2 separate regions of the Homo sapiens genome follow, and region 2 is linked to region 1. A link is an interaction called in ENCODE POLR2A ChIA-PET data of the cell type or tissue named here. Cell type or tissue: PC-3. All regions are shown on one strand. Links, peaks and the distances in the headings refer to the core of each region. The heading gives the core; the rest is flanking DNA. Region 1 holds the start of LOC124901094 (a long non-coding RNA gene). Region 2 has its middle 22 kb from the start of DELE1.

Region 1 (12,548 bases), core at 2,969-7,968:
CATGACTGTCTGCGGCCCGTACCATACCCTTTTCCAGGCAGCTGCTTATTGCAGAGTCCTCCAGGCTGGAAAGTGGAGCTGAAAACAAGGCATTCTGGGTAGATCTCCATCAGCCGGGCCCTCATCCTAGGGGTGAGTGGGGACATGGAGTGCCCCCCCACAACTCTTTCCTGGCCCTCGCCAGGGCCCTGACCTCTCTCCTCCTTTCTGCAGAGGCCCCAGCCCCTGCATGCCTCCTCTCGCTTCTCAGGGTGACAACCTGACATCCTCCAGCACTCAGCACTGGGGTCAGGCTTTTAAAGCTGTCACTGGGGAGACTGTGGCCCCTCTCCCCCTCACTCCCCTGCCCCGTGTCCCTTCATGCAGAAACACGCATCAGGGCATGAAGCAGAGGACGTGGATGGCACTGTGATGCCTTTTAAATGCAGGCAATTAGTGGCTAAATAAAATATAGAACGAGCATCTCTGCCTGTTTCTGGCAGGGACTCACTAAAGACTGCCAGAGTTAGGGACCTTGGAAACTGATGGGGGAACAAAAGAGAGTGGGACTCCACCCAGTCCCCTGGTGTGGAGTCTCTTGCTGGGATAAAGTTGTAGAGAAGAAAGGCTTGCAGACTCAATAAACCTCTTAACCTCATTCAGGGATGTCTTAGTCTGTTTCAGCTGCTACAACAAAATATCATAAAATAGGGAGCTTGAAAACAATAAAAATTGATTTCTCACAGTTCTGGAGGCTGGAAAGTCCAAGATCAAAGTGCCAGCAGATTCGGTGTGTGGCAAGGGCCCACTTTTCCTAGACGGTGCCTTTTTGCTGTGTCTTCACATGGCAGAAGGAGTGAAGGAGCTCTCAAGGATCTATTTTATTAGGATACTAATTCCATTTACGAGGGTTCTGACTTCCTGACCTAATCCCCTTCCAAAGGCTCCACCTTGGAGGTTAGGATTTCAGTATATGAATTTGGAGGAGACGAACATTCAGTCCATTGCGGGGGAGCACAGGGGGTCTTGGGGGAGAGTCCTGCAGAATAGTAAGAAGCAGAGGATAGTGGCTTTAGAACATGACAGGCCTGGGTTTGTACTCCGGCTTTGCCACTTACCAGCTGTGTGACTTGGGCAGGTAGCTTACCCTTTCCAAGCCTCAGTTGCCTGGTCTGTAAAATGAGGTAATAGTTGTACCAATCTCTTAGCAATGTTGTTAGATTTAAATGAGGTACTAAATGCTCCATACCCCTCAAAAAAGGACCTTCCAGAAGGGAGTGAGGCTGGGGCATGAAATAGTTGGAGATATTGCTGAGAGGTCCTGGCATGGATGAGAACTCAGGCCACAGCAGCTGAGCAGACCTACTCCTGGGCCAGGGGCTCTTTCTGTGCTAAAGCCCCCTCTCAGGTGTTCCAGGAAGAAACAGGTGGTTAGAGTCTGACCATTAGAGCATGAAAGAGAAAGAACTTAGACCTAGTGATTCTGGTAGTAAGTTCCCTACTTGGTCCTCCTCCCTGGCACCCTCCTACTGGAATGCCATGCACAGATAACCACCTTGGATGACTTAATGTCCTGGAGCCTCAGTTTCCCCTGTATGCCTTTAACAAAAGCATGTATCTTGACTTCAGAGAGCCCTTAACAAACACACTAGCTGGTAACACCCTCACAGAACTCTTGCTTCTTGGTTAACCTGTTGGTCTCCCCATACTGCTCCCATGCTGAGTAGGGCCCTCTCTGGGGTGCTTCTCAGGGGATGTGGCAGGAGTCGTGAGGCAGCTCAGCAGACTGCGGGTTGGGGAATAGAAGAGGCCAGGAGCTGGGAGGCCAGTCACTTGGCTTTTGCTCCCACATGGTCCCCCATCCTGAGCTCCAGCTCAGCCCTTTTCTTTAAATAAAAGGAATGACGTCATCCTTGTGCTTAGCTGCTGAGCTAGAGGGAGGTGATCTGAGATACTGTGGAGGGGAAGCAAGAGGAGCTGGGGCTGGGGGTGGGGAAGCCATGGGACAGATGAAGGACAGATACCGAGTCCCCTCTGGGGATACCTTTGTGTGTGTGCATGTGTGTGTCTCCTGGGGTCCACCCATGTGTATGTGTTGGTGAATGGGCAAACTGCAGACTCACAAAATGTGAATGCTTAGATGAGACTTCACAGTACTGCTAGAAAAAAGGCTCATAGGTAACATGGTGGAGTCAGATCTAGACAAGGTTCTTCATGTTTCTGAGTCTCAGTTTTTGCATCTGAGGGGGTAACAATGATTTGGTCTTGCAAGCATTTTGTGAAAGGATTGGAAGAGAGAATGGCTGTAAGTACCTGTTACCTTGTAGGTTCTCAAATAAATGGTGCTATTAGGAATATGGACAGAAGCAATGCTGGGTAGCAAAAGAACACTGGCTAGCGTCAGGAGGCCTGCTCTGGGATCAGCCCAACCCTTCCTGGCCCAAGTCCTGGGCCCAGGCTCTGCCAGGTCAGGGAGTGCATGGTCCTCCCCAGTAATTTCAGTGCACCTGCCAGCAGCTCCCCTCTGAGTCCTGGGAGCTGCCTCTGCTCTCCTGCTCCAGGCACAGCCCTGGATCATCCTGCAGAAGCCCTGGGTTCTGTTTTTCCTGAGCTTCTCGGAGGCCTCTCTTCAGGGTCTGCTCAGGCTCCTGACGGCTCCTTCCCATCTGAGCTCTCGATCCTTCTCAGGGTCCCTTTTCTTCTCCCTCCCCCAGGCTCACAAATGCCTCCTCTTCCTTTTGCTCATCTCTGCTTCCTTTCTTCCGGGTTCCCTCCCTGTGAGTGTTTGCTTTTTCCCTCAGTTACTCTCCCTTTCTCTTTTCCTATTTCTGTCTCTCCTTGTCCATCTCTGATCTCTGTCTTAATTCAGCCTCCATCCCTGCCTCTCTCTCCTTCCCTGTTTCCCTGTCACGCCTTGCTCTGTCCTGTCCCTGTCTCTGATAGGAGCTCTCTCGCTGCCTCTGTCTACCAGCCCTGTGTATTTCTCCATCTCACACATGTTCTGCTCCCTAAAATGTGAGTCCCAAGCCTTGAACAAAGGCCCGAGGGGCCAGGGCCGGGCTAGCTCTCCGGCAGGGAAGGGCCCCTACCCCCACCCCCAGCCCTCTTCCTCACCCATGTGGGGTGCAGCCCTGGCTTTCTGTGCTTCCTGAGCACGGGTATGTGTGGGCCGAGGGCAGAAGGCCCAGCTTGCCTGTCATCTGGAGAGACGTGTGTGCAAAATGTTAGTTCTATGGCTCTGATTCAGCTCCGGGGCGGCTCACGGAGGGGGGGTGATGGGGACCTGGAAAAGGGAACTAGCTGGGCTGAAGTTGGAGTCCTGGGACTTTGGCAGAGGACTTGGGGATGCCTGGAGAGGACCCTGGGTGGGATAATGGAGGGGTTAGGTGGAGGTCGTAGCACCTTGGGATGCAATCAGATGGGATGAAAGTGAAGGAGGTTCAGTGAAAAGGGCCTAGAAGGGAGAAGGGGCATTTGGTGTGATGAAGGGGACACTGGCTGGAGTGATGGGACATTGCATGAGGTTTGTTCAAGGGATGGTGAATGTGGATGAAGTGGATGGGTCAGAAGGAGGTATTAAAGGAGATGAAGAAACCTGGATGTGGTGAAAGGCCACTGGGTGGGCTCCTTGGAGCTCCATCTACCTGCTCCTAGCCTGTCTCCCCGGCTGCACCTAATGGCAGGCCTCTGCTCCCAGTACTCACTTTGCTGCTTCTAGCCCTCACCTCTCAGTCCTGAGGCTTCCCCATCTCTCCTTTCCCTGTGCAGTTTTGAGTTGCCAGAGGTCCTCCCTATTTAGGACATTCCCCTTAGAGATCCTCTTATCACTGTGGTCTGGCCCTGCAGGTGGTTCTGTGTTTCAGGGTTGACCCTGTAGAACTGTCTGTCTGGTCCAGAAAGAAGAGCCCAAGTTCCCCCTTGCCCTGGTCTGGTTGATCAGCAGTTCTCACCTGAGGTTCAGAACAGCTCCTGAACCTGGGTCTGTGAGCAGGGTGTTCTGCTGGTGAGCATCAGAACAGGGATGGAGCCTTCAACAGTCATTAAGGCTGGCTGATGACTTCACAGGGAGTCCCAATAAGTGCCAGGGGCCAGTGTGTGTCCAGGCCACAGATGGCACATAGTCACCCAGAGGCCAAACTCACCTGCTGCTTCCCCTCCCCCGGACCCTGCAGCCTATGTCTGCATCCACCGGGTCCTGAAGAGAACCACTATGACCCTTTGGTTTTGGGGGAGAGGAGAGCAATTTCAAATAAACGATAACAATAATAATATAGGTAAAAGCTTTCGCTCATTGATTGCTCACTCTGCTAGGCTATGAGAAAGCTGGACATTTTAAACTCAAAATCTCCCTGACCATCTGAGGTGGACACTGTTTTTATACCCACATCACAGAGAAGAAAAAGGCTCATAAGTCCCCTTCATCACACCCAATGCCCCCTTCTCTCCTTCACAGAGAAGAAAACTGAGGCTCAACAAGGTCAAGTCACGTGCCTGGATTCATAACAGGGCCCATTTTCCTCCACAGCTTGCACTTTTAGCCCCTGCAGGCCCTAGGCAGCCCCTACAGTCAGTCTCCTCTGGTGGGACCCTGGGAGGTGTGAGTGGGGCAGGGATGGGTCCCGAACATTCCAGGAAGACGCTCATTCCAAGCTACAGCTTTGGGAGGGCTGGGTGCCTGTCGCTCCTCCCCCAAGGCATGGGACAACCTCCAGGGCACAAGAAGCACGACCAGTCCCACAGGGCCTGAAGATCCCCCCTGCCTCCATCAACACCCTCAAGAAGCTGCTAATTGTTTGCACTTGTAGCCAATGGAGGGCAGGTGACCTAAATGTAGGCCACTTTTCTGGGCTGTAGGTAGAAACCCGGGGTGAGAGTGAGGGGCTGTCCAGGGTCCATTCCTGCTTTATCAGCCTTGCCCTACAAGCTGCGGGACCCCTGCCAGCCTGTGGAAGTGCACCAAGACCCTCTCCACGTGCCTCCGTGTGGGTGCGCTGGGCTGCTGTGTTCCTGAGGCACCGGTGGGTGCGTGACGATGGCAGCTCCCACCCAGCAGAGCCGCGAACAGAAGGGGAGAGCTGCCGGCAGCTTTAAATAGCTCCTCACTGTATCTCACTTGCTGAAGTCCCATCCCCCCCTCCAATACTGGCTGTCCCAGGGAGGGGCTGTGAGCCCCAGAAATGAGGCCAAGACAGAGGGGCTCAGCCCCCAACTCAGAAACACCTACCAAGCAACACCTGCTCAGCGCTATGCCTGAGACACAGCCCACTTTTTTCCTCGGGGGCAGGAGGATCCAGGAAATCTCTTAGGGATTGTGGGTTGTCAAGAGACAGGTTTCCCTGGGCCTGCATCTTGGCTGGAAAGATGTAGCAGGCAGGTTTGTATTCAAGCCTTCCCCTAAAGGGGACACACTGGTCACCCTGCTAGCCCAGGTACGGCCCTAGCCCTTCTGACACTGAGAAGCAGCTCACTACCTGCTGCCCCCAAGAGCAGTCAGTGGCAGCCCCCTTGGTCATCAGCTCACCTCCTCACCCTGGCCCGCATCTCTATGCACAGTTCTTCCACGATCTGACCCTCCACATTCATTTCTCATCACTCTCCCCAAGCTACTTACCTCACTTGAGGTCCTTCTTGCTGTTTCTCAAACATGTCCAGCTCATTCCCACCTCAGAACCTTTGCACTTGCCGTGCCCTCTGCCTGGAATGCTCTTCTGTGGCTTCTCCCATGGTTGGAGCAAGAGCCACACTGTGATTTGTGTGGGTCCTAGGCACTTGCCTTTGTGGGTCCCTTCCTTCATGAAAATATATACAAATTATATTTTAGTACTGCATTGGTATAAGCATGGTTATGTTAAAGAAACTATTTTGGCTGGGCGCGGTGGCTCATGCCTGTAATCCTAGCACTTTGGGAGGCTGAGGCTGGCAGATTACCTGAGCTCAGGAGTTCAAGACCAGCCTGGGCAACATGGCAAAACCCCGTCTCTACTAAAAATACAAAAAATTAGCTGGGTGTGGAGGTGTGTGCCTGTAATCTTAGCTACTCGGGAAGCCAAGGCACGAGAATTGCTGGAATCTGGGAGATGGAGGTTACAGTGAGCCGAGATCACGCCATTGCACTCCAGCATGGGTGACAGAACGAGACTCTCAAAAAAAAAAAAAAAAAAGAAAGAAACTATTTTAACCTATAGTTTCTTTAACCTAAAAGTTCATTGTTTTCTTCTGATTTTAAAAGAAATTAAAATATTTTGAGGGCCCCTAAAAGTATTGTGGGCACTGTGCTACTGTCCTTAATGGAGAAGTGGGCCCTGGTTGGATCCTTCTCATAATTTAGGCCTCAGTTTAAATGTCACCTACTCCAGGGTTCCCTAACCCCCAGGCCACAGACCGGTACCACCTGAACTCTGCCTCCTGTCAGAGAATGCTTTAGATTCTCATAGGAGCGTGAACCCTATTGTGAACTGCGCATGCAAGGGGTCTAGGTTGCGTACTCCTTATGATAATCTAATGCCTAATGATCTGAGGTGGAACAGTTTCATCCTGAAACCATCACCACCACTGCGACCCCCACCCGGGGTCCATGGAAAAATTGCCTTCCATGAAACTGGTCCCTGGTGCCAAAAAGGTTGGAGACCACTGACCTACTCCAAAAGGCCTTCCTTGAAGCCTGCATTTAAAATATCTTCTGGCCGAGCATCGTGGCTCGTGCCTATAATCCCAGCACTTTGGAGGCCAAGGCAGGAAGATCACTTGAGCCCAGGAGCTCGAGATCAGCCTAGGCAACATAGTGAGACCCCATCCCTACAAAATATTCTTTAAAAAATAGCTGGACATGGTGGCTTGCTCCTGTAGTCCCAGCTACAGACTGAGGTGGGAGGATCACTTGAGCCCATGAGTTTGAGGCTGTAGTGAGCTACGATTCCCACCTCTGCACTCCAGCCCTAGTCTGGGCAACAGAGTGAGACCCTGTCTCAAAGATAAAATATATCCCATATCCACTTGCTGGCCCATTACCCCAATTTAGTTCCTTCACAGAATTTACACCATCTGACAATAACTTATTTATCTGTTTATTTGTTCCATGTCTCCTGTAACTAGAATGTAAGCTCTATGAGGGCAGGGACTTTGTCTTTCCACTGCTGAATAACCTGTGCCACCAGCAACAAGGTCTATAAAATTGGTGAAAGAATAGCCTGAATTACTTGACCAGAATATAGAGTCCCTCCTCTCAGCCACTCTAACATCTGTGCTCTTCCTTATTGGGCCCCCTCACACTTTACTAGGGTGGAAGGAAGAAAGGAATTCATGCACAGGCCTCAGACACAATCCACTTGTCCTCTCAGAACCTCAGTTTCTTCATCTGGAAAATGGGAATAGTGCTGACCCATTCTGAGAATGCAACAAGACAGCATACGTAAAGCAAAAGACCAGCCCACTGAGAGGGTGCAGTAAATTCAAGTTTCTTTTCCCCCTTCTCACTGTCCACCTCGGAGATTGTTCTTGGCTAAGGCAAAGAAACCTCAAGGCCTTGAGTCCCAAATACCTTGAAACACAGTAGGTGCTCAATAAACATTTGCTGGTTGCTGGTTGACCACGTCCGTCCTTCCCCTTCCAGCAAAATCTTAAACAATAGCCCAGTGGAAATTCACAACATCGTCTCCTCTTGCTCTCTTTCTACAAATATTTACAGAGCCCCTACTATATAACAGGCACCATGCTGGGCTCTGTGGAATCAATAATAAGTAGAAAGAATATATGGTTTCTGTCCTTCCTAGAGCTGGGTCCCTTAGTCTGGTCTAGACAGACATTAATCAAATAACCACTTCCATGGAACTATAATTGTGCTAAACACACCACAGAAGAGGCTCACCTGGCTGTGAGAACACATGATGGGAGAATTTGACCAGAACAGAAAGGTTGGGGACAGCGTCCCTGAAGAAACAATGACTGATCTGAGGTCTCTAAACGAGTTGGAGTTCATTAGGCAAGGAGCCTAACTGGACAGTAGGAGCATTCCAGGCAGTGGGAACAGTATGTGCAAATGCCCTGTGGCCAAAGCTATGCTAGACAATGAGATGGACTGGAGGGAGACATAGGTGGCCATGTGATGTAAGATGGGCTATGACGGTGGGCAGTGGCTGCACTGGGTAAGACACTATATCATTTTCTCTTTGTCTGCAGGTTCCTCAAAGGATTTTAAGTCATATGATTAGGTTTGTATTTTGAAAAAATTACTCTGGCTGCCTACAAAATAAAGATTTACAATTTATTTATAGATTTATAATTTATAAGAAAAAGATTCCACAGTCCTACTAGAAGAGGAATGGCAAATATATGCCATACTTGTCACAATTCCCTATTCTCATGCCCAGAGCAGACAGCACTAATCAATTACAGCAGAGGTTCTCAAAGTGTGGGCCTCAGACCAGCAGCATCAGCATCACCTGAGAATTTCTTAGGAATGCAAATCATCAGACTTCACACCAGACCCCTTGAATGGGAAACTCTAGGGGTAAAAGCCAGCAATCTGTGGCTTAACAAGTCCTCCAGGTGATTCTGATGCACATTGGAGTTTGAGAAGCACTGGACTATTGTATAACACTTTCCTATGAAGCCCCGTGCAGCATCAAAAACCTCAACACAGCACTCTAGGCCATCACTACTAATAGAGGCTACTTACACAGAGTGCTGGGCTGGGGCTCCTCAGAGAGGGCTGCACAGACCTAGGTCTGGAATTTGAGAAGCTAAGACCCTGACAAAGACCTAAATTTGGGCCAACAGCCAAGTGTGCCAGGAAAGAGAGCTCTGGACCGAGTCTGGAGATCAGGCCTCAAGCCCCTGCTCAGCCCCCTGCTCAGTGGCAGCACAACCTTAGGAGCCTCTTCTCCCTTCCAGGTCTCAGTTTCCCCATCTGTGCATTGAAGAAAATTTCTCTGTGCAGCGGCCCATTCTCCTGCAGCCTCCAAGCCAGGGTGAAGCAGATGCACGTGCAGTCCCCGGGGAAAACCCCTATAAATCTGCCTTCCCACAGGGGAGTGGAGCAGGGAGCACAGCAGTAACAGAGATGTTGCCCAGAGCTTGCAAGAGGCACACATGACTCAGCCCTGCAAGGAGGCATCCATCACCCTGGGCAGCCAGCGAGGCGGCAGGAGAACCACGGGAGGGACCGTGTGGGAGTGAGGGAGTGAGGGAAGGAGGAGGCGGGGCTCTTAGCCCCGTTTGCTCTACCACTTTCCCAGACCCGGGACCCATTAACAGACAAGAGGACTCTAAGCGCAGAGACAGGGGAAACCTGAGATAAAGAGTTGGGATGAGGGGCAAGGAGTCCAATTCTATGAAACCATTCAGGATGCAAAAAATGTGGCCCTGAACTACTTACAAATCTCAGGATTTGTAAGTAGTTCCTCAGATTACTTGTGAAGTTCAAGCCCATGCCCCTTCCCTCAGGTTAGCCTAGGGTGGGAGAGGCCCCCGTGACCCCTCCTCCCTAAGCAGGGAGCCCCCACTCCCTAGTGACTTCCCTCCAGCCAGCTTCCCTACAGACTCCCCTGGGATCGCACAAATCCTGAGACTACTCACAAGAATGCCTCCTCCACATCCACACTCATCTGGCTTCTTCTCAGCTCACATGTCACAGCCCAAATGTCACTTTACCAGAAAGGCCTTCCCTGATGAGCCATCTATCCCCCACCTGCCCGTGACCTTTTCATTGTCCTCATAGCTCAGATCACTCTTTGGAATCCCCCACTGATTTGCTTCCGGGCCTATGGTCATCTCCAGCATCCTCCTGGGATGGAAGCTCCCTGAGGGCAGGGGCCTCCCTGTCGTATTCTATCACCTGCCCGTAGAACAGCATTTGGCACAGAGTGGGTGCTCCACAGAGCTCCCACTTACCATGTGCCAAGAACTATTTGAGTTGATTTGCATACATTATTTTATCATGTCCCAACAATCTTGGAAATAGAAGGTATGATTATTTATCATTTTTCAGATGGAAACACTGAAGACAGAAAGATAAGTGATTTGCTAAAGGTCACACAACCAGGAAGTGGTAGAGTCCCTGTTTGGGCCTAAATCTGTCTGACCTCAAAGCTCAGAACATTTGGAATGTAGGAGCAAAGGGGCTATTAGAAATCTTGCAGAGGGCCGAGGGGGTAGTGTTGACCCAAACCTCCCAAGTTACTGCTAAGGAAGCATCAGCCCAGAACCAGGAGGTCCCTTCTAAAGCTGTTGTTACTTAATTTAGGATTTCTAAAGGGAAGTCCTGCTTTAACCAGCTGCTGTCCAACTTCTGGAATTTGTTACCCCCAAGGGGTCTTCACAAGCTGAAAATAGAATGGAGTTCAGAAAGGGTTGCACAAAATTAATGGATGACAGGACCCCAGTGGTAATTAAAGGAAGCAAGAGATGCTGGGGGTTTGGGCCTAGACGTTTGAGGTCAGCATCATGCTGGGGACTGCCACGGTCTCCCCCCAAATGGGTCCCAGGTGCCCCAGCAGAGTGAGCCAAGCCGCAGGCTGGGAAGCAGGGGGGAGGTGAATGATGTCAACGTCCCCACCCACTCTCTGGCAGGATTTGGCCGCCTGGCTGCTTCCTCCTCACATCCCCAGGCCCAGCTGGGCTGTCAGGGGTTGCTGACTCACTCACCTGGCCAAGATGGCCAATTTGCACATGTTCTCAATATTTTCTTTGCTAATTTTTAAAAATAAAATGCTATTTTTGCAAAGTCTTCATTACTTCCTAATTATTCATACTCCTTCCACTTTTTTGTCTTGTTAAATACAAAACTCAATAATCAGCTCACTTTTCTAAGATTACTTGTGAAGTTCAAGCCCATGCCCCTTCCCTCAGGTTAGCCTAGGGTGGGAGAGGCCCCCATCACCCCTCCTCCCGAAGCATGGAGCCCCCACTCCCTAGTGACTTCCCTCCCGCCAGCTTCCCTACAGACTCCCCTGAGATTGCACTGCTTTATTCGACTGTCCTGGCATCCCCACCTCTCCTTATCTTCCCCTCTCCATCCAGAGCTTCTCCCTCTGTGCTCTCTTCACCCACCCCTCCCTTCTCCCTCCCTTCCTTCCTTCTATCAGTCTATCCACCCTCCTGTGGCCTCCCCCTCTACCTAACCAAATTATTCATCCTCCTCCTCCACCGGCCCCCTCCTTCCCCAGACTCCTTTCCTCCCCTATCCTTTACCCTCCCCTCCCCTCCCCTCCCCAACGCAGCACCTTCACACCTGGGAGCTACCCTCAGAGCCTGAAGGGTCTCTCTCACCCTACCCACCTCCTCCTGAAATATCATCCGCAGGCCTCAGTGATGCTGCACTGCTGGCTGCTCCAGCAGGTGGGTGCTGCGGTTCTCTCCGCTGATAATTCATTCCCCCTAGCCCTGCATAATCCTCCTTAAATCAGTTAATCCCTGAAAACTCACTTCTTCAGGCCCAAGAGCAGCAAGGAGGAGCGGGACGGGTCCCTAGGACTATAAATCCCTAGAGTACTGGGGCCAGGATGCAGTCCCTCTTTCAGCCACGCTGGAGTGTCAGGGATGAGACTAGCAGCTCCCCGCAGATCCTGCTGACAGGCCAACTTTATGGAAGCCTTGGCAGGGACAGCAGCCCCCTCTTATCCCAGGTAGTGGAGTCTTGTGGCCACCAAGGGGTAGGTGGATATGATGGGGGAGTTGCTGCTGGACCTGAGCCCCTTCTTCCAAATAACAGGCACCCCTGGGCTCTCTGGCAGGGGCCTGATTTCTGCCTGGGCTTTTGCTGCTGCAGTTTCCAATGCTCAGACACCCGCATGTGTGTCCACGTGGCCATGTTCACATGGCACATGCATCCACCTCACACATCTCTACACACTGTATACATCAGAACAGGGCTTCTCAAATTTGGGTGCACCAGAATCACCTAGAAATCCTATTTGAGTGCTAAGCCCCACTTCTTGGGTTTCTGATTCAGTAGGTTTGGGGAGGGGCCTGAAAATGTGCATTTCAAGCACATCAAGTGCTGCTGATGCTGCTGGCCCGAGTACTACACTCTGAGAACCACTGCTCTAGAGATGCCCACATGTGCATACACACAAGAGTACACGTTCATGCACAGAAGGTTTTGCAAAATGAGGAGTGAAGCTACTAGGAAGAACTGAAGCTGTGAGCTCAGTTTGGGGATTACTCAGCCTAAGAACACAAACTCGCAATATCATTTTCTCTCTCGGTCTCTGATTCTTGCTACTTCTCCACGGTCTCTGCATTTCTGTGTATCTCTTTCTCGGTCCCCCCGTCGCCCAACTCCCTGCAGCCTCCAGGTGTCCTCCCAGCCCCTTTGCACACATGAGCTCATCCATCTCCATCACCCAGCAAGTGAGTGGCAGGCAGGTGAGAGAGGAAGAATACAGAAGAACAGGCTCAGCTCCCCGCCAACAGGGAGCTCGCTCACCAAGAGAACACAGCCAATTATTCCCCCCGTTCTGGGGGATAATCATTAATGCCACAGGAAATTCTAAACAAATGATTAAATCATTACTGGGGAAGACGCAGCAAGCCTGTGCCACCATTAAGCCTCCCTTGTACTGTTGGTTTTC
Region 2 (12,548 bases), core at 4,865-9,864, 130 kb after region 1:
GCTTCCTAGACTTGAGTCAGGTTTTAAAAGTCCAATTTGAGATTCCTTATGAAAAATTCCAGCAAAGCAAACTTAAATGAGCCTTTAGGGCAATCACTATTTTGCTGCACTTATGCAAATAATCAGGTTAAGTTTAATGAGATTGGGCCTATTTTGCAAACAAATTCATCTTATTTTGATCATCTTTGGTAGAAACAGAGGTGACTGTAGGTTTAAAAATTACATTTCAGAAGAAAACTAAAGTTTATCTATTATTGAATTCTAGTCCTGTTCATGTTTTTGAGGTTTTGTTTTGTTTTGTTTTGTTGTTGTTGTTGTTTTAATGAAGAAGTATTTTATTATTTTGCTGCAAAGCTGTTGCTTCACTGTATAAAAATAGCACCACCAAAAAATTCAGTGTATTGTAAAATTAAGATAGTGGTGTTCCTCATCTGACACTGTACAAGCAACAAAAACCTCTTCACTTCCAGTTATTTCCAATGGAAAGATCATTAAGTATTTCATCCCAAATCCAGGTATGGATACATGCAAGTTACAATATTATTAAAGCTTAAGAATAACAATGTTATCTTTGAATTTTGTAATGTTTATAACTAGTTTTTACCATGGATAATTTCATGAATTCTGAACACTAGAGCCTAGTCTAAAAATCATAGGATATTGTGAAAAAGACGCATATTCTATTTATCTATAATCATTAGAAAGTTAAAGGGCATTTTCTTTCATTAGCAGTGTTAACAGTAGTTTTTTCTTCCCCATCGGTAATGCTAAAAGTTGCTATTGTAAGTCTATCCACCACTAATTTAAGACAACTCTGCTGGGTTGCGTTATTTCATACTAGTTTATTTAGGAGTTCCATTTTCACTCCTCAATAGATTTTATGTATTTCTCATAAGCTTCTTCACTCATAAGTTCATCTAGTTCTGAAGGGTTACTCAGTGTCATCTTGATCTGCCAACCATCTTCATAACAAGATTTGTTTACAAGTCCTGGATTTTCTGCAAGAGCTTCATTAATTTCAGTTACTTCTCCTGATAAAGGAGAACAGAGTTCACTAGCAGCTTTCACACTTTCCAAAGCACCAAACTCATCTTGTTTGTTCAATTTTGTCCCAACTTCAGGCAGACTATAGTAAACAACATCTCCCAAAGCTTCCTGTGCCAAATTGCTGATTCCCACTGTTCCAATGCCATTTTCTGTTGTTACGCATTCATGTTTCTCTGTGAATTTACGCACCCAGAGCAGAGCGGGTCCAGTGCGCAGCGTACGGACGGCGTCCACACCCAGCTGCCAGGGCCTTGGCGGGCAGGGCGCGGCGGGTGACGGGACGGCGTGCAGGGTGCAGAGCAGGGCCCGCACGCTCCGCACCACTCACAGCGCCATGTTCGCTGCTGTTGTTGTTTTTTGAGACGGAGTCTTGCTCTGTCGCCCAGGCTGGAGTGCAGTGGCACGATCTCAGCTCACTGCAAGCTCCACCTCCTGGGTTTACGCCATTCTTCTGCCTCAGCCTCCCGAGTAGCTGGGACTACAGGTGCCCGCCACCATGCCTGGCTAATTTTTTGTATTTTTTAGTAGAGACGGGGTTTCACCGTGTTAGCCAGGATGGTCTTGATCTCCTGACCTCGTGATCCAGCCGCCTCGGCCTCCCAAAGTGCTGGGATTACAGGCGTGAGCTACCTCACCCGGCCCTGAGGTTTTGTTATCTACCTATAATCTGGACTGGATCTTAAATTCTTCTAGTTTCCTCCAATATCTGGTTATCACTCTCCAAACAATTTCCAATTTTTCTCCCACCTTATGACTGAGAATCACTAAAAATTAAAACTGCCCTTTTTCCAAAGCCCTGCAAGCTAAAGCTGGACAACTTCATATAGACTTTAGAGAAATCACAACAGCCATATATGAACAATTTTTGTACGTGTTGCTCTATGTGCTACTCAGAAAGTTCCCCAGAACACCTCATGCAAACTGCAAACCAGGAAAATCTATCAGCTTGTCACTACTTGTCCTCATTCTACCATCTCAAGATGCTTTGAGCTCGAATCTAGAAATTTTTTTGACTGGCTGTCTTCCGGACTCAAAAACTGAGTTTATGGATTGCTCTAATTGTTAATGTTTGTTTTTCTATTGTTTGTCTGGAAATGCCTCTTATTAAATGCCTGATTGATTACACTACATAGAGGCCTAACTTTGGTAGAAGCCTGACTGCAATACCCCCTAACAACTGGAATAAGATACAACTGTTAACTATTTAACTGGACTGAGTTATTCCTGGAACTGAGAGATGGTTCAATGGGTTATGCAATAATCTTCCAACTCAGTTTTTGGGCTGTGAGGCCTCTTGGGAAAGTTTCAGACAGGAGAATGATGGGGTTCAGGATACCGTACTCCAAAATATGGCAACTTGGCATTTGAAAAAACAGCAGAGGAGAACCACTCTCACCTTTCCCTCTCCCTTCTTCCCGGAAGCAGGCCATAAAACCTGGGAAGGTTGGCCGGGCGCAGTGGCTCATGCCTGTAATCCCAGCGCTTTGGGAGGCTGAAGCTGGTGGATCACCTGAGGTCGGGAGTTCAAGACCAGCTTGGCCAACATGGTGAAACCCCGTCTCTACTAAAAATACAAAAAAAAAAAAAGTAGCCGGGCATGGTGGTGGGCACCCGTAATCCCAGCTACTTGGGAGGCTGAGGCAGGAGAATCACTTGAACCCAGGAGGCAGAGGTTGCAGTGAGCCGAGATCACGCCACTGCACTCCAGCCTGGGCGACAGAGTGCAACTCCATCTCAAAAAAAAGAAAAGAAAAAAACCTGGGAAGGTTACTCTCTGACCTTCTCCCTCCTTTCTTTCCTGAAGTAGGTCATGAAATCCTCATTCCAGAGATACCCTCCCTATACTGAAGAAAAGGGACTTCCTTGTTCTTGAAGGCAGAAGAATCTGAACAGGACTTGCTAAGTCCCCTACCACCAGTTTATTACCATTAGATCACACCCCTTTTGTCCTATCATACTTCTGCATGAGTGACCACTTCTACTCTTCCTCAAACCTAAGCCTAAATAAATACACAAGTTTTCCTGTTTTGGGGGGGTCTTCATTTCCTTATGAAGGCTCCTGTGTCATGTAAACCTTATATTAAATACATTTGCATACTTTTCTCTTCTTAATCTGTTTTTTATTATTGGAATCTTGGCCATGAACCTAGAAGTGGATGAGAAAATAAATCTTTTCTCTCCAACACAACACTGACTTTTTTTTTCTTTGTTTCTCCAAGGAGTCAGTCATTTCACAACTATTTGAGGGCCTAGTTCAGTGCAGGAAAACAGAAACTACTCTAGGTATTTTGAACTGAGGAGAACTTAGTGTAGAGAATTAGTGTTTACACAATCATTGAAAGGAGTTGTGGAATGGACTTCCCAAAACTGCAACAGGAGAGCGAATATGTTTGCCATGATTAGTAAGATGGGGAATCAAAAGGCCACCACTGTAACTGTTGAGTTAAAGAACACATTGTCAGAGATCTGCCATCCAGGAACTAGAAAGCAGAGATCAGGAAGCTGAATGGCTGTTGCAGGAGAACCCCATGTCTCCAGGATCCTGCTTGCCAACAGAAAGCCCAAAATAGCAGAAAGAAGTCATCTTCCTCCTTTCTGTCTTACAGTCATACAAGTGTGCCTAATTGTAAGGGAGTCATAGAAATGTATTCTAGCTTCCCGGTCCCTGTAACACATTAGAAGAAAATAAGAATAGAGGATGCATGCCAAATGACCATATTCAATACAAACCTGCCCTTTAGGAGTCCACAGATTAGAGAGATAACACCACAATAAATGCAGGTTGAAAGGATGAGCCAGGAAGTATCTGTTTCAGACCGAGTTTAAGTGGCACGAGTCAGGGACCATTTTTTTTTTTTCTTTTTGAGGTGGAGTTTTGCTCTCGTTGCTCAGGCTGGAGTGCAATGGCGTGATTTCGGCTCACTGCAACCTCTGCCTCCCAGGTTCAAGTGATTCTCCTGCCTCTGCCTCCCGAGTAGCTGGGATTACAGGCACGCGCCACCACACCAGCCAATTTTGTATTTTTAGTAGAGACGGGGTTTCTCCATGTTGGTCAGCCTGGTCTCGAACTTCCAACCTCAGGTGATCTGCCAGCCTCGGCCTCCCAAAGTACTGGGATTACAGGCATGAGCCACCGTATCCACCCCATAGTAGTCTTAAAATGATTCCAGACTTAATTTGAAGCCATGGAGGTCAGACTCAGAATCATTAAAGGGACAAAGCTGAAGTCAGTGCCACAGGGAAGAGAGGGGAACAGAAGACACCATGACCTGATGTCAAAAGCTTGGAGCTCTCACTTCCTGCAAGTGGCTGTACACAAGGCCGCGAGTGCAGCCCCAAGTAAATAGGGCCCACCTTCAGTGGCAGCTTCTCTCTCACACTGGCTGGTTATGGTTTATGTGGCCCTTTGTGGCTTACTTGTCACCTGCCTCGAGACCATCATCATTCAGAAATGAGCCCGCAGGATCACCACTGGGAGAAGAGAAATACAGAGGGAAAAGATTCAAAGTGGTCCCATCTTCCAAGCAGGAGGGCCAGGGACTCAGGAGTATTTTGCTGTAGAAGGCCAAGGATCAGGTGCCTCCCAGCTGCCTGTATTTGCTTCCTTCTGCAATTCCAGATGTTTTGGCACCTCTCTTCTGTGACTCCAGGAATCAGGAGCCAGATCCTGGTGGTTCTAAGACAAGGGAATAGTGGCAGCTTCTAAGATTGCAAATAAATCCCAAGTCCATTAAAGGGCACTACTTTGTATCTGTTGAGTGAGTATGAGGTGGTCTGGTATCTCCTCGGGGCTTAAATAGAAGGCAGCCTATCCTGCTGGTTCAAAGCTTGGCCTCAGAGTCCTGTCCTGGCTCAGTTGCTTCCCAGTTGTGTGATGTTGGGCAAATTACTTATTCTCAAAATGGAAATAGTGGTACATTTTTCTCTCAAGATGGTTGTGAGGATTAATTAATTATGTGTAACTATATATAAAGTACTTAGCCCAGTGCCTGGCATATAGTAAGCTTTCTATAAATGGTAGCTGATAGTATTTTTGTTATTATTATCAATACCATATGTTCTCGGCAACAAACATCTCCCATCTTAATTACCAGAAAACATCTGGAATAGAAGGTTCCTCACACAAAGCTTGGTCTAGAACTATGAACTCTTAGTCACATTCTGGATAAGTGCAGAGCCAGACCAGGCCAGGATGCCCCTCAGGCCTGTTTCCTCCAGCTGAGAAGTTTCTGTCTGCTTCAATCCTAGTGCTGTCCCTGTGTAGTTCTACTGGGCATCTTGTTTTTTTTTTTTTGAGATGGAATCTCATTGTATTGCCCAGGCTGGAGTGCAGTGGCATGATGTTGGCTCACTGGAACCTCCACCTCCTGGGTTCAAGCGATTCTTGTGCCTCAGCCTCCCAAGTAGCTGGGACAACAGGTGCATGCCACCATGCCTGGCTAATTTTTGTATTTTTAGTAGAGGCGGTTTTGCCATGTTGACCAGGCTGGTCTCGAACTCCTGATCTCAAATGATCCACCTGCCTCAGCCTTCCAAAGTCCTGGGATTACAGGCTTGAGCCACTGCACCCGGCCTCTGCTGGGCATCTTAACATGCCCCAGGAGAGTTACATGGTGTCACCCTGGCAGGTGAGAAAGGAACATACTGGTGATAGTCAGAGGCCCAAGATCAGAAGGATTTGGAATTATCTGTTCTGACATTTTCTGTCTGTTTTCCTTCTTCTCTAATGTCCTTTCCCCAAAGCATTCAACTTCATTTTTTTTAAATTAATTAATTTTTTTTTTTTGAGATGGAGTTTCGCTCTTGTTGCCCAGGCTGGAGTGCAATGGTGTGATCTCGGCTCACCGCAACCTAGGCCTCCCAGGTTCAAGCGATTCTCCTGCCTCAGCCTCCCTAGTAGCTGGGATTACAGGCATGTGCCACCATGCCCGGCTAATTTTGTATTTTTAGTAGAGACAGGGTTTCTCCATGTTTGTCAGGCTGGTCTTGAACTCCTGACCTCAGGTGATCCACCCGCCTCAGCCTCCCAAAGTACTGGGATTACAGGCGTGAGCCACTACGCCCAGCCATTTAAGTTTTATTGAACATCAATTCTGTGCCAGGCATTGTGCTAGCACTTGGTGTATAGTGAAGAACAGAGAGAAAGGCAACTCCTAACCAACTGGAGTTCTCTTTCTAATGGGGCCACAAACCATATAAATGTGATCACATAAATAATCATTTAATTACAGGTTTAATCAGTGCAAGGAAGGAAAATGACAGAGAGTAATGAGCATGGATAATGGGGGAACTTACCATCCCTCAACAGTAAGGGGTCGGGGCTGAACAGGGGAGGTTGGGTCAGACCTGAAGAATGAGTAAGAGTCAGCTAGTCAAGGAGAAAGAAGTTTCTGGGTAGAGGTGGGCTTCTGCCAAAATGTTGGATGAAAACTTTATGGTGTGTTGCCTTGACTGGAGGTCTTAATTCTTAGCTGAGTACTCCCAAAATGATAAATATTTAATGGTGGAATCTTTGAGAGGCTTGTGACCAGCAGATAGGATCAGGAGGCTTTCTCATTAGCCTTCAAACCAAGCCATATGGCTAGGAGGCCTGGCTCTGGGTATGTAGTGTGTGTGTGTGAGCATGAGTGTGTAGGAGTGTGACTGCATGTTTGTGACTGTGAATGTCAATGCGGGTGTATATGGATAGATGCAGAGCTATAACAGATAATTTTGGCATCTGGGTCAAGCAACAGAAATATATCTTGAAAGTCAGGCATACATCAGTTCAGGAGGGAGTTGGAAGGGAGCAGAGAAGAAAGACTGCTCTCCCACATGCACACAGGAGCCTCCTACAAGTGGGTTCCCTGTTCATGCCTTAGACATTCCAGGTCAGCCATCTCTGCCAAGAGTCAGGGGCAAGCTAGCCAGCACTTCTAGAGAAGGACTGGTGCTGAAGATTGGGGGAGGAGAAGCCTTTAAAATGTGCACAATCTTTGAGAAAATAATTCTTTAAAATGTTGGCACGCTCCACATTTTTGTTCCTGGGCCCCTGGTGAGTGTGCCTTTAAGACTCTGAATGTATATGTGCATATATGTGTGTATGTGTGTGTTGACTGTGCTTATGTGTATATGAATAGGTGTTGGGGACTACCATGTAAATTGTGATAACTAAGAGCCCCTGCGAGTTTGGAGCCAGCAGATGTGTTCCTGCACTCCTCCCCTCCCACTTTATGTGCTCTGACACTCCCACTATGCTTATCTCTGTAGCTCTCATCAGAAGCAGAGGCTGGGATTATCTGCCTAGGGCTGAGTCCCTTCATATTAACAACAGACTGAAGATGTACTGACTGCAACGAGACAAATAGAAATAATATGGTCACATTCACCTCCATTTCATAAAGCAAGTGGAACCTGGGCTCACTGCGATGAATGAGCTTCAATAATTCATCCCAGCTGCTGGTGTGGTATTGACATAAAGCTAATTTAACACTGGGGGAGCCAGGGGAAGTAGGGAGCAGTTAGCCTTCGCTTACAGCATGGTCACTCTGCTAGCACTCTGGTGCTATGCTGGAAAGCAGAACCCCAGAGTAGAAGCAAACCCCAAACAGAACCCAAACAGAACCCCAAAGCAGAACCCCAGACCTGGGGAGGTCAGTTGCCCCCTTCCCTCCTTGTAGCCAGTTGACTTTCTGAAGTTGTTAGGATGGTATTTTCTTCTTGATGATACTCTTGATCTTTTGCATCAGGAATAGAGACTTCCCACCCCTGTCTTCAGATCTGAACTTCTCAACAAAGAGATGTTTCTCAGGTCAGTCAGACTCAGGTCAGTCTCTCCAGGGAATCAAATCAAGGTTGAGGGTTTTTGTTTGTTTTGAGACAAGGTCTCCCTGTGTCACCCAGGCTGGAGTGCAGTGGCATGATCTCGTCTGACTGCAGCCTCCACCTCCCTGGCTCAAGCGATCCTGCCACCTCAGCCTCCAAAGTAGCTGAGACTACAGGCCTGTGCCATCACACCCCGCTAATTGTTTCTGTTTTGTTTTGTTTTTCTAAAGAAGGAGTTTCGCCACATTGCCCAGGCTGTCTCAGACTCCTGAGCTCAACCAATCGCCTGCCTTGGCCTCCCAAAGTGCTGGGATTACAGGCATAAGCCACCATGCACAGCAATGTTGAGGTTTTTGCTAGAGAAAAAGGGAACCTGTGGTTCATATCTTAAATGATATTCAGCAACCCATTTGATTTTTTTCTTTCTCAAAAATAAAAGTCACTCATTCAACATCCAAAACATGTTTGAGTTCCTATCTTTCTTCATTTATTCAACAAATACTTAGGCCAGGCACGGTGGCTCATGCCTGTAATCCCAGCACTTTGGGAGGCGGAGGTGGGCGGATAACTTGAGGTCAGGAGTTCAAGACCAGCCTGCCCAACATGGTGAAACCCCATCTCCACTAAAAAATACAAAAATTAGCTAGGCATGGTGGTGGGTGCCTGTAATCTCAGCTGCTCGGGAGGCTGAAGCAAGGAGAATCGCTTGAACCCAGGAGGCAGAAGTTGCAGTAAGCCGAGATGGTGCCACTGCACTCCAGCCTGGGTGACAGAGCGAGACTCCATCTCACAAACAAAAAACAAAAAACAAAAAAAACCCCACATATTTAGTAAGCACTTCCTGGTACTAGGTGAACCAGACGGATTGGATCCTTGCCTTCATGAAGTTGACAGTACAGCAGGAAAGATAGGCAAATTGTTGCTAAGACTGTTTATTTATATTTATTCATTAATTTAGCCTTCAATGCAATGAGAGAGAATAACATTAAGGAATAGCTTTGGAATGGGAAGAACTCTCTGAACCCTGAAGGATGAGAAGTCTGGAAAAGAGAGTGGGAAGAGTAGACCAGAAGGAGGAAAAGCCACATATTTAAGGTTTTGCTTCTTGCTGCAAGCAGGTGAATAAAATTTACTGGGGCCTAGTGGGAGAAAAGGAATCAGGAAAGAAAGACCTAAGTTCAAATTTGCTTTTGCCACATTACAGTTGTGTAGCCTTGGGCAAGTTACTTCTTTCAATTCTGTTACCTCTTCTATAAGATAGAAATGATCATATTTTCCACTTTATAGGATTGTTGTGGAAAATTAAGTAAAATAATGTTCTAAAGTGCTTACCAGTGCTTGGCATATGGTAAGTGTCAATAAATTACTATTACCGCTATTATGATTATCCTTAAATGTTCCAAGTTCTTTATTACCCCCAGGCTTTGGCACAGTTTGTTTCCTTTGCCTGGATCACACACTGTTCCTTTTACTCACTCATGCACATCTTTCAAGTAACAGCTGAAAGGTATTTCCCTGGAAGGACTTTCCTGACCCCTAGATTAGTGGCTCTCAAACTGTAGTGCAAGTAAGAATCACGGCCAGGCGCAGTGGCTCATGCCGGTAATCCCATCACTTTGGGAGGCCAAGGTGGGTGGATCCCTAGAGCCCGGGAGTTCGAGACCAGCCTGGGCAACATGGCAAAACTCTGTCTCTACAGAAAAATACAAAAAACTAGCTGGATGTGGTAGCATGTGCATGTAGTCCCAACTACTCAGGAGGCTGAGGCAGGAGGATCACTTAAGCCTGGCAGGCGGGGGTTGCAGTGAGCTGAGATCACACCCTGCACTCCAGCCTGGGTGACAGAATAAGAGCCTGTCTCAAATAAATAAATAAATAATGAGTATAAGTGATGTGCACATGTGTGTGCACACGCACGTGCTTAGTACAAAGCAGATTCCAAGTTTTGTCAAAGTGCCATTGTAATGTAAGATGATAACATTAGGGGAAATGGAAACCAAATGAAAGATGTGCAGGAACCCTCTGTACTATCTTTGTAACTTTTCTGTAAATCTAAAATCATTCCAAAATAAAAAGTTCATTTAAAAAGGCAAATTCCTATGCGAAAATCAAAACCACAATGCAATATCACCACACACTATCCCCCCCTAAAAATGAGAAAGAAAGAAGCTGGGCACTGTGGCTCACACCTGTAATCCTAGCACTTTGGGAGGCCAAGGCAGGTGGATCACTTGAGGTCAGGAGTTCAAGACCAGCCTGGCCAACATGGTGAAACCCCGTCTCTACCAAAATACAAAAATTAGCCAGGCATGATGGCGGGTGCCTGTAATCCCAGCTACTCGGGAGGCTGAGACGGGAGAATCACTTGAACCCGGGAGACCGTGGTTGTAGTGAGCCGAGATTGCGCCACTGTACTCCAGCCTGGGTGGCTGAGTGAGACTCCATCTCAAAAAAAAAAAAAAGTGAGGATGTGAAAAACGGAAGCTTTTGTGGGAGGATAAAATGGTACAGCTGCTATGGAAAATAGTACGGTGGTTCCTCAAAAAGCTAAAAATTGAATTACCATATGATCCAGTAATTTTACCTCTGGATATAAATTCAAAATAATTGAAAGCAGGGCCTTGAGGAGATATTTGTATGCCCATGTTTATAACAGCATTATTCAACAATAGCCAAAGTGGAAGCAACTCCAATGTTCACTGATAGCTGAATACGTAAAGAAAATGTGGTATATCCTTACAATGGAATATTATTCAACCCTAAAAAGAAAGGAAATTCAAACACATGCTACAACATGGATGAAACTTGAGGACATTAGTGAAATAAGCCAGTCGCAAAAAGACAACTACTATATGATTCCACTTATATGAAGTACCTAGAGTAGTCCAACTCATAGAGACAGAAAGTAGAATGGTGGTTATCAGGTTCCAGGGGTAGGAGGAAAAGGGGGGTTGTTTAATGGGTATAGTTTCAGTTTTGCAAGATGAAAAAGTTCTGGGTATTGACTGCATAAAAATGTGAATGTACTTAACTGTACATTTAGAAATGGTTAAAGTGGTAAAATTTATGTTGTGTGTATTTTACTCACAATCAAAACTTATTTTTTTTAAAAAAAGCAGATTCCTTGGCTTTACCTTCAGAGCTTTTGACTCAATGCAGAAATGGAAAAGCCAATCCTTAAATTCAAATGGAATTGCAGCGGACCCCAAATAGCCAAAGCAATCTTGAAAAAGAAGAACAAAGCTGGAAGACTTACACTTCCTGATTTCAAAACGTATTACAAAGCTACAGTAATCAAAATAGTGTGATAGTAGCATAAAGGATAGAGAGATATATATCAACGAAATAGAATTGAGAGTCCAAAAATATACTAATACAGCTATGGGGTCAATTGATTTTTGACAAGGGTGCCAAGAGCATTCAATGGGCAAAAAATAGTGTCTTCAACAAATAGTGCTGGGACAACTGGATATCCACATACAAAAAAGGAAGAAGAAGGAGAAGGAGGAGAAGAAGAAGAGGAAGGAAGAGGAGGAGGAGGAAGAGAAAGAAGGAGGAAGAAGAAGGAAGAAGAAGGAGAAAGAAAGAAGAACAAAGAAGAAAGTTGGACCCCTTACCTCGTACCATATACAAATATTAACTCACTAAGGAGCTTCTGGATAGCTGAACACATGAAGATACTTGGAGGGAAGGTGGCATGCCTAGAGATGTATGAAAGCTCTATGCCCCTTCCCACATGGCTTGACCTATCCATCTCTCCATCTGGCTGTTCATCTTTAAAATACCCCTTATGATAAATGGGTAAATGCTACATGTTCACTTGGCATCCTAGGTCAGGCATTTGGTCTCCACCAGAGCCCAGGAACAAGCCCAGGAGCTGTATATTTTATTTTTTCAAAGTGTGAATGAGTTATTTGTGTAAAAAGACATAGCTGCAATACAAAACTCTAGGAGTCTACGTCATGATTCCTCTATCAGGGATTCCCAGATGGTTCACCAGCATTCCTATCTGCAATAGACATTTGGAGCACTGTTGAATCTGCTGGGTCATAAGGCCCAAGCAGGAAAGCAGCTTATATCATACCTGCAATAGCTTCAGAAACTTTTCTTGCTCTGGTCCTGTATTAGCTTTCTATTGCTATGTAACAAATTACCACAAACTTAGTGGCCTAAAACAAAAACAAAAAACAAACAAAAATTTTGAACTCATTATGTATCAAATACCTAAATGTAAGAGCAAAAAGTGTAAAACCTTTAGGAGAAAACATAAGGGTAAATATTCATGACTTTGGATTTGGCAATGGTTTCTTTTTTTTTTTTTTTTTTTTTTGAGAGCGGTCTTGCTTTCATCCCCCAGGCTTGAGTGCAATGGCTCAATCTCGGCTCACTGCAACATCCGCCTCCCGGGTTCAAACGATTCTCCTGCCTCTGCCTCCCAAGTAGCTGGGAGCAAAGTGCCGGCCATCACGCCCGGCTAATTTTTATATTTTTTAGTAGAGACAGGGTTCCACCATGTTGGCCAGGCTGGTCTCGAACTCCTGACCTTAGGTGATCTGCCCGCCTCAGCCTCCCAAAGTGCTGGGATTACAGGCATGAGACACCACGCTCGGCCTGGCAATGGTTTCTTAAACATGATATCAAAACCACATGCAACAAAAAGTAAGTATGGATACACTGGACTTCAGCAAAATTAAAAA

The links. Peaks named below come from ENCODE experiments on the same cell type or tissue, not always from the same donor. Only the 100,000 strongest peaks of a DNase experiment are listed, where the experiment ranks them.
Region 2: POLR2A ChIA-PET joins it to region 1 with 16 read pairs; 5 of 35 experiments call an interaction of 5 or more read pairs at or near these places.

Annotation. Positions count from the first base shown.
Region 1 is chr5:141,769,320-141,781,867 of GRCh38, forward strand. It overlaps LOC124901094 (a long non-coding RNA gene), which reads right to left and starts at 5,902. Exons shown (of 2, transcript XR_007058975.1): 1 at 5,591-5,902; 2 at 1-1,018. In PC-3, for the core only: no CTCF peak of the experiment used is centred there; no DNase peak of the experiment used is centred there.
Region 2 is chr5:141,895,307-141,907,854 of GRCh38, forward strand. It overlaps the pseudogene LOC729080. Among named protein-coding and RNA genes, the nearest start is that of DELE1, 22 kb to the right of the region's middle. In PC-3, for the core only: no CTCF peak of the experiment used is centred there; no DNase peak of the experiment used is centred there.